Linked DNA regions of Homo sapiens: region 1 is linked to region 2. Evidence: read pairs that join two places in POLR2A ChIA-PET (ENCODE). Cell type or tissue: A673. All regions are shown on one strand. Region 1 overlaps PTPN14 (protein tyrosine phosphatase non-receptor type 14). Region 2 overlaps PTPN14 (protein tyrosine phosphatase non-receptor type 14).

The links. Peaks named below come from ENCODE experiments on the same cell type or tissue, not always from the same donor. Only the 100,000 strongest peaks of a DNase experiment are listed, where the experiment ranks them.
Region 1: POLR2A ChIA-PET joins it to region 2 with 10 read pairs; 8 of 35 experiments call an interaction of 5 or more read pairs at or near these places.

The regions. Positions count from the first base shown.
Region 1 is chr1:214,529,793-214,533,792 of GRCh38, reverse strand. The region is part of intron 1 of PTPN14 (protein tyrosine phosphatase non-receptor type 14); the gene reads left to right. It also overlaps the pseudogene KRT18P12. Among named protein-coding and RNA genes, the nearest start is that of PTPN14, 20 kb to the left of the region's middle. In A673, no CTCF peak of the experiment used is centred here; a DNase peak (open chromatin) is centred at 2,142.
Region 2 is chr1:214,457,280-214,461,279 of GRCh38, reverse strand. All of the region lies in intron 2 of PTPN14 (protein tyrosine phosphatase non-receptor type 14), which reads left to right. Among named protein-coding and RNA genes, the nearest start is that of PTPN14, 92 kb to the left of the region's middle. In A673, no CTCF peak of the experiment used is centred here; no DNase peak of the experiment used is centred here; H3K4me3 peaks cover 366 bases; H3K27ac peaks cover 2,071 bases.

The DNA of each region.
Region 1 (4,000 bases), 73 kb before region 2:
CAATCTCGGCTCACTGCAAGCTCCGCCTCCCGGGTTCACGCCATTCTCCCGCCTCAGTCTCCAGATTATTTGGGACTACAGGCGCCCGCCACCACGCCCGGCTAATTTTTTGTTTTTGTATTTTTAGTAGAGATGGGGTTTCACCGTGTTAGCCAGGATGGTCTTGATTTCCTGACCTCGTGATCTGCCCGCCTCGGCCTCCCAAAGTGCTGGGATTACAGGCGTGAGCCACCGCACCCAGCCTTTTTTTTTTTTTTTATTTAAACCGCTGAACTTTTTATTGGCCTCCTGCTCCCCAAAGGGTACCCTGCTTCTGCTGGCTTAATGTCTCAGAACTTTAGTGTCGTTGGACTGAGACACCACTTTGCCACTCACTTTGCGGCAGGTGGTGGTCTTTTGAATGGTTTGCGTGGAGTTGCTGCTGTCCATCACCAAGATTGAAGATTGAAGTCCTCACCGTCTTCCAGCAGGCAGCGGTAGGTGGTGACCCTAGCCTCCAGCTTGGCCTTGATGTTCAGCAGGGCCTCGCACTCCTGGGCTTGGTGTTGCGCCTCTTCCTGGGTCTGGGCCAGCCCTGACGCCAGGTGCAGCAGGATCTCGTTGAGCTGCTCCATCTGCAGGGTGTAGCGGACCTCCACCTCCCTCAGGCTGTTCTCCAAGCTGGCCTTCAGATTTTTCATGGAGTCCAGGTCGATCTCCAAGGACTGGACCGTACGTCCCAGCTCCGTGAGTGTCATCTCAGCAGCTCCAACCTGGGCGGACTGGGTGGTGACCACTGTGGTGCTCTCCTCAGTCCGCTCAGACCAGCACTTGTCCAGCTCCTCTCGGTTCTTCCGAGCCAGCTTGTCATATTGGGCCCAGATGTCTGCCATGATCGTGGCGAGGTCCTGAGATTTGGGGGCATCAACCTCCATGGTCAACCCAGAGCTGGCAATCTGGGCTTGTAGGCCTTTTAGTTCATCTTTGTGGTTCTTCATGAAGAGCAGCTCCTCCTTGAGAGCCTCGATCTCTGTCTCCAGCTGTGGCCAAGTGACATTGGTGTCATCAGTGACCTTGCAGAGCCCGTAATGCTGCTCTCCACAGACTGGCGCCTGAGAGTCTGTCTCATACTTGACTCTAAAGTCATCAGCAGCAAGATGGGCATTGTCAGTCTGCAGAACGATGCAGGCATTGTCCACAGTATTTGCTAAGATCTGAGCCCTCAGGTCCTCGATGATCTTGAAGTAATGGCCCCCAGTCTCTGACCTGGGGTCCCTTCTTCTCCAGGTGCTCCCAGATTTTGCTCTCCAGCCTCCAGTTCTCGATCTCCAGGCTCCTCAGTCTGTCCAGGTAGGAGGCCAGGTGGTCTTTCAGGCTTTGCATGGTCTCCTTCTCGTTCTGGATGCCTCCTATTCCTGCCAGGCCCCCAGCCATCCCTGCGGCCAGGCCCCGGGACCCCAAGCCATCCCAGAAGCTGGTGTAGCAGGACACGGAGATCTGGAAACCAGAGCCCCTGGCACGTGCATAGGCTCTGGCCACGCTGTTGACCAGCTGGGCGGCTGGACAGAGCCCAGGGACCAGTAATTGGTGGAGAAGTTGGAGCAAGTGGTGAAACTCATGCTGTCTGGGGAGGAGAACGAGAGGACAGGACCCAGGCTTTGCCAACGACCTCAGTATACTACTACTTCAATACATATTTATTCTGACATTAAAATAAGACAGTGAAAAAGTAAAAACAAAACATACTTGATACAAGGTTTTATAACTTTTATCTCAATCAAATCATAGTAATTATCACTACAGAATTGAACAAGTGGTCAAACCTGCTCAGATTGCTGAGTTTTGTTTCATATTTTAAAGTCTTAGGAGGGAATTTATTTATTGCCCTGTTGCCTAATATTGGATGGCTTTAATTCCATGGTTTTCAGAATTGCCTATTGCCATATGGTTTACATACAAAATACCACCTGAAACATAAGAACGGGTCTTTCCTACGGCTTTCCCCCCACAAACTGTAAATGAAAACTTTTTATTACTGACTGTATCCTCTCATTTGGTTTAACTTACAAGTGTCATGTTGCCTGCTGTTACACTTGTCTTTGGCGTCTGCTCAGAAATAATGGTGTCTAGACAGACCCATAAATATCCTGGGTTATAGTTCCTCATTTAAGGCTCTGAGACTTCACAGCAGGGGCAAGAAGACTTGCAGGGCAGATACGAGAAATCTTCAGGCCACTTAATTCAGAGTCCATTGGCAGAATAGGCAGAGAATGTGTGTGTGTGTGTGTGTGTGTGTGTGTGTGTGTGTGTGTGTTAGGCTGGGTTGTAGAGATGGGTTTTGGAAATGATAGTTGGGTCTTGAAACTACTATTGGAGTGCAAATGCCTCCTCCCTCATTTGGCGGAGAAACGTCAAAAATCCTCAGAACGGAAGAATCCATTCTCTTTATTTTGGGACACAGCCTGGTAAAACTTGTAAGAAATTATGACAGCTCTGTGGGAAGCAAGTGCAAGTGTGGGAGAAGCAAGTTGATGTGTGAAGCAGACATCAGTGTGTGAACCAGAGTTTATTTGAACAGTAGTAGTTGCTGGTGGCAGAATGTTAAAAATGTGAGTATTAAGAGTATTAATGATGTGACTATTAAGACTTGGATTAGTGTTGAAGAAATGTGAACTTGAATAGATTTGCTATGAAAGTCTTCGGATTTTTTTTCCTGTAATGGATTTTATTTCAATTTCAGTTCACTTTATATGAGTCTCCCTGGAATTCATTGCAAATTTCTTTTGAAAGGTAAGGACCCGTTTGTTTATGAAGTTTTGATTTTTTAGGAGGTAAATATTTGAGGCAAAGTTGGTACTGAGGTTCAGAGTAAATGGGAATGAGGATGTTTTATATTAATATAGAAGTTAAGTAATTACAGAGAAAAGCTTTTAAAAATTAGTGCAGTAAAATAGGGTGCTTGTTTATATTGAATTGTTAGATATCTTGGCTGAATTTATAAAAAGAAGGTTACTACTGAACTCTTAAAAGGTTATCGTACTCGTCGTAAATATTTTCGTAAACTGCTAATAGTTTTGACAACAAAAGGAGTGCTTATCTTTGGAATATATTCTCCTTCACTGAATTATTTATTTTGGAAGAGTTGAGGCTAAGGGTGTAAAATATATTATAGAGCCAGGCATCATGGTGCACGCCTGTGATTCCAGCACTTAGGGAGGTCAGTGTGGGTGGATTGCTTGAGCCCAGGAGTTCGAGACCAGCCTGGGCAACATGGTGAAACCCCGTCTCTACAAAAAATACAAAAAGTAGCCAGGCATGGTGGTGCACCCCTGTAGTCCCAGCTTCTTTGGAGACTGAGGTGGGAGGATTGCTTGAGCCTTGGAGGCAGAGGTTGCTATAAGCTGAGATCCTACCACTGATGCACACCAGCCTGGGTGACCGAAGGAGACCCTGTCTCAAAAAAAAAAAAAAAAAAAGAAAAGAAAAGAAAAAAGAAAGTATTATAGATTTTTAGAGCTTTTTGGTTAGGGGTTGATCACTTATGGGACCCCACACTGTGTTGCCCTCAAAGAGTTACTGTTACCATGTTCACTCCCTAATACTTTCTCCTTGCATTTTCCTTCCATTCCTTTTTTCTTCCCTCCTAGCCTGAATGTTGGCCTACTAGTGAAATCTGCTTATGGCCTAACCTGATGGGTAATTAACAGACAATATGTTGTAGTTGTTGACCTAAGAAGGCCTGAGACTATTAGTCTGTTTTAACATACCTGCATCTATGAGGTATCTGTAGTCAGCTCTGTTTTTCTTAAGTAGAGGTTTATCCATTACCAACAGTGAATGTTCAATGCAAGGAATAGCTTTTTAAAACATATGGCAAATTTGTGGTTCTTTAGAATCCATTGTCATATAGTGGTTAATATATATATATATTTTTTTGAGACACACTCTTTCGCCCAGGCTAGAGTGCAGTGGTGCCACTTCGGCTCACTGCAACCTCCACCTCCCAGGTTCAAGCGATTCT
Region 2 (4,000 bases):
GTTTAGGTATATCATAAATTTTGTAATAGCTTTATATTAGGAAAGGATGTATGGTGGATTAAAATTTTTTTATTAAATTTTTTATTTACATTAATTGTTTTGCCACTAAATTTTATTAGATAATTTTTAATACTTTATTTTTACTTTTAAGACTTTGATTTCTTAGAGCAATTTTAGATTCACAGTAAAATTGAGAGGAAGGTACAGAGAATTTCCATATACCCCTGGCCCCGTGCATGTACACCCTCCCCCACTGTCAACATCACCCCCTGAGTGGTACATTTGTTATGATTATTGAACCTACATTGACACATCATTATCATGCAGAGTCCGGAGTTTACATTAGGGCTTACTTTTGGTGTTGTACATTCTGTAGGTTTGGACAAATATGATATGCTGCTATTTAACATGGCTTTCAGAAGGATCCAGGCCTGGTTCCTATTGTCAGCAAACAGTCATGCTCTGGGAAAGCTGAATGTGCTAGGGTCCCTGCTCCCAGAAACCAGATAGGGTCTTTGCTCCTAGAGTTTAGAGAACAGGACAAACAAGAAACAAAGCAAGGGGAACTGCTTGTGCTGCGGTACAGAAACAGGAAAGAACATGGAATTTTCAGGGAAAGGCGGAATTCAGTTTGCACTGATGTGTGTGTGTGTATGTGTGTGTGTGTATGTGTGTGTGTGTGTTAGAATTTTCAGGGAAAGGCAGAGTTCAGTTTGCACTGATCTGTGTGTGTGTGTGTGTGTGTGTGTGTGTGTTGGAATTTTCAGGGAAAGGCAGAGTTTGGCTTGCATTGATCTGTGTGTGTGTGGAGGGGAATTTTCAGGGAAAGGCAGAGTTCAGTTTGTTTGCACTGATGTGTGTGTGTGTGTGTTGTGTATGTGTGTGTATGAAAGGGTCATGGAAGGGAAGGAGGGTAAAGGAGGAAGGGGCAGGATGGAGTCTGCTTTTGAAGGGTTTGCTGTGTCTGCCTAGGGAGTTTTAACTAGATCTATAGGATAGTATTTCTAAAATAAGTTACAAAGGATAATTACCACCTTTTGATTGTATATACTCTGCTGAGCAGTTTCCATATATCAGCTCATGTAGTTCTCATAACAAGTCTGATGTGTCCCTACTCTTGCTGTTCCTATGTTACAGATGGGGAGGCTGCAGCATAGGGTGACCTGCCCACAGTCACTGGGCTGGTAAGTTGTGAGGCCGGTTCAAACCCTGGCAGCTGACGCCACTGTTCCAGTTCCCAGAGACTTGTAGTGGGGGAGCAGGGAGTATGGTAAAATGCTTTGGGAAACATTCTTTCCTCAATTCTGTAGTAAAAGAAAGAAAACGGTGTTCCAGTAAGTGTTTCACAGTTATCTTAGCCTTCCAGAAAATACTCTTTTGAACTATGTGGGGAATAAAACATTGCTGTGAAGTGTAAGGTCATCAGAGGACTCCAAGGAGGAGCATGACATAGTTACCTTGCATGTTAGGTAAAGAACTCAGTAGCACTCAGTAGTAGAAAAGAGTGGGGATCGGCCAGGCGTGGTGGCTTGCGCCTGTAATCTCAGCACTTTGGGAGGCCGAGGCAGGCGGATCACGAGGTCAGGAGATCGAGTCCATCCTGGCCAACATGGTGAAACCCCGTCCCTACTAAAATACAAAAATTAGCTGGGCGTGGTGGCACATGCCTGTAATCCCAGCTATTTGGGAGGCTGAGGGAGGAGAATCACTTGAACCAGGGAGTTGGAGGTTGCAGTGAACCAAGATCGCGCCACTGCACTCCAGCTTGGTGACAGAGTGAGATACTGTCTCAAAAAAAAAAAAAAAAGAAAGAAAAGAGTGGGGATCAGCTGGGCACAGTGGCTCATGCCTGTAATCCCAGCACTTTGGGAGGCTGAGGCGGGCAGATCGCCTGAAGTCAGGAGTTCGAGACCAGCCTGGCCAACATAGTGAAACCCCATCTCTACTAAAAATACAGAAATTACCCGGGCAAGGTGGTGCATGCCTGTAATCCCAGCCACTCAGGAGGCTGAGGCAGGAGAATCGCTTGAATCTGGGAGGTGGAGGTTGCAGTGAGGCGAGATTGAGATTGTGCCACTGCACTGCAGCCTGGGTGACAGAGTGAGACTCTGTCTCAAAAAAAAAAAAAAAGAAGAAAAGAGTGGGGATTGGAGGCGAGGAACAGAGATGCCAGTGGGCACAACTGTAAACCTGGCAAGAGGTCATGAGATGAACTGCTTAGGAAAAGTGTGTTTTCATTGTTTTAAAGATGAGGGAAAAATCAGGGATAAGTTGCTGCTTGGGAGCTCTATTAACAAAGACAATTCCAGAGATATAGGAAGCTCAGAAAATCAGAATTCCAATAATGTCATTATAATATGTCTGCATCAGTGGGTTTAACCCTTTTCTGCAAATCTTTGGTGGAGCATGGATGTGTAAATGGAGCTGGGCCTTTTACAGAGGAGATAGGATATCTGGAGCCCTATCTCAGTTTGAAAATAACTAGCCTAGGTTAAGGGAAAAAGAGCTAAAACAATGGTGCCTTATGACTAATTCTCACGGTTTAAAAAAGAAGTACATGAAAACACAGCAGAGTTTAGTGGCTAGGAATGTCAGCTTGGACCAAACTGCCTGAGTTTGAATCCTGGTTCTGCCATTTACTAGCTATGTAACCTTAAATAGAAGTACCCTGTGCCTCAGTTTTCTTATCTGTAAAATGGAGATGGTAATAGTAGCCACCTCTACAAATTGTTGGGAGGATTCAGAGAGTTAGTTTTTCATAGTTGCCACAGTCTCACAGTGCCTGGCATAGGAAGCACTCGATGTGGCTGCCTTCTTTGCAAAACACCACCCAAGCCATCCAGCCTCTGCCATGACACTTCCAGAGACTGGGCTGTCACCCTTTTGTAAGTCTGCTTGTTCCATTTTTAGATGACTTTAATTATTAGAAACTGGGGCCAGGCCTGGTAGCTCACAACTATAGTCCTAACACTGGGAGGCCAAGATGGAAGGTCACATGAGCTCAGGGGTTCAAGACCAGCCTGAGAACATAGTGAGATCCATCTCTACAAAAAAAATAAAAAATTAGCCAGGCATGGTGATGCATGCCTGTAGTCCCAGCTACTTGGGAGTCTGAGGCAGGAGGATCCCTTGAGCTCGGGAGAATGAGGCTGCAGTGAGCTATTAACATACTACTGCACTCCAGCCTGGGTGACAGAGTGAATCTCTCTGTCTCTCTCTCTCTATCTCTCTCTCTCTCTCTAGGTATAGATATAGATATAGATATAGATATAGATATAGATATAGATGAAACTGTGATCTTATATTGAGTTAAAATAGCAAAGTCTTTCAGTTCCTCGAACAGCTAGGATTAATTTAAGGTTGTGCTGTCCAATATGGTAGCCACATGTGGTTATGGAACACGTGAAATGTGGCTATTTTGAACTGAAATGTGTGGTAAGTGTAAAAACACATCAGATTTTGAAGACATAGTATGAGAAAACTAAAATACTCATTAATTATATGTATGTTTGAGTACAGGTTGCAATGATATTTTGAACGTGTTTTAAATAATATTTATTAAAAGTAATTTCACTTTTGGTACTTTTAAATCAATGTGGCTTCTAGAAGATTTAAAATTAAATATGTAACTCACATTTGATTTCTGCTGAACAGTGCTATTCTAAGAAACGCAAAGGGGGCATTTAATGGTAATAGTGAGTATAAGCATCCTAATAAAATGTAAAAATATGCTAGAATAACCTTGGCTCTACTTTTAACTTAACAAGTGGAAGAAGGATAAATGATATAACAAAGGCACCTGAGATACCCTTCAGTTCATTGGTAAACCCTATTTGAGGTAGAGAACTGCTGTGAGGAAATCCAGCGCTCTGGAGAATGGTGACTTTCATAACTCTCGGCTCTCTCCTAAGGCTAAGCCTAAGAGCCTTGGTTTTTAAAAGAGTGTAAAAAAGCTTTTAAAAACCAAACTATAATCATTTCAAAGAGTAAGTCCTTATCC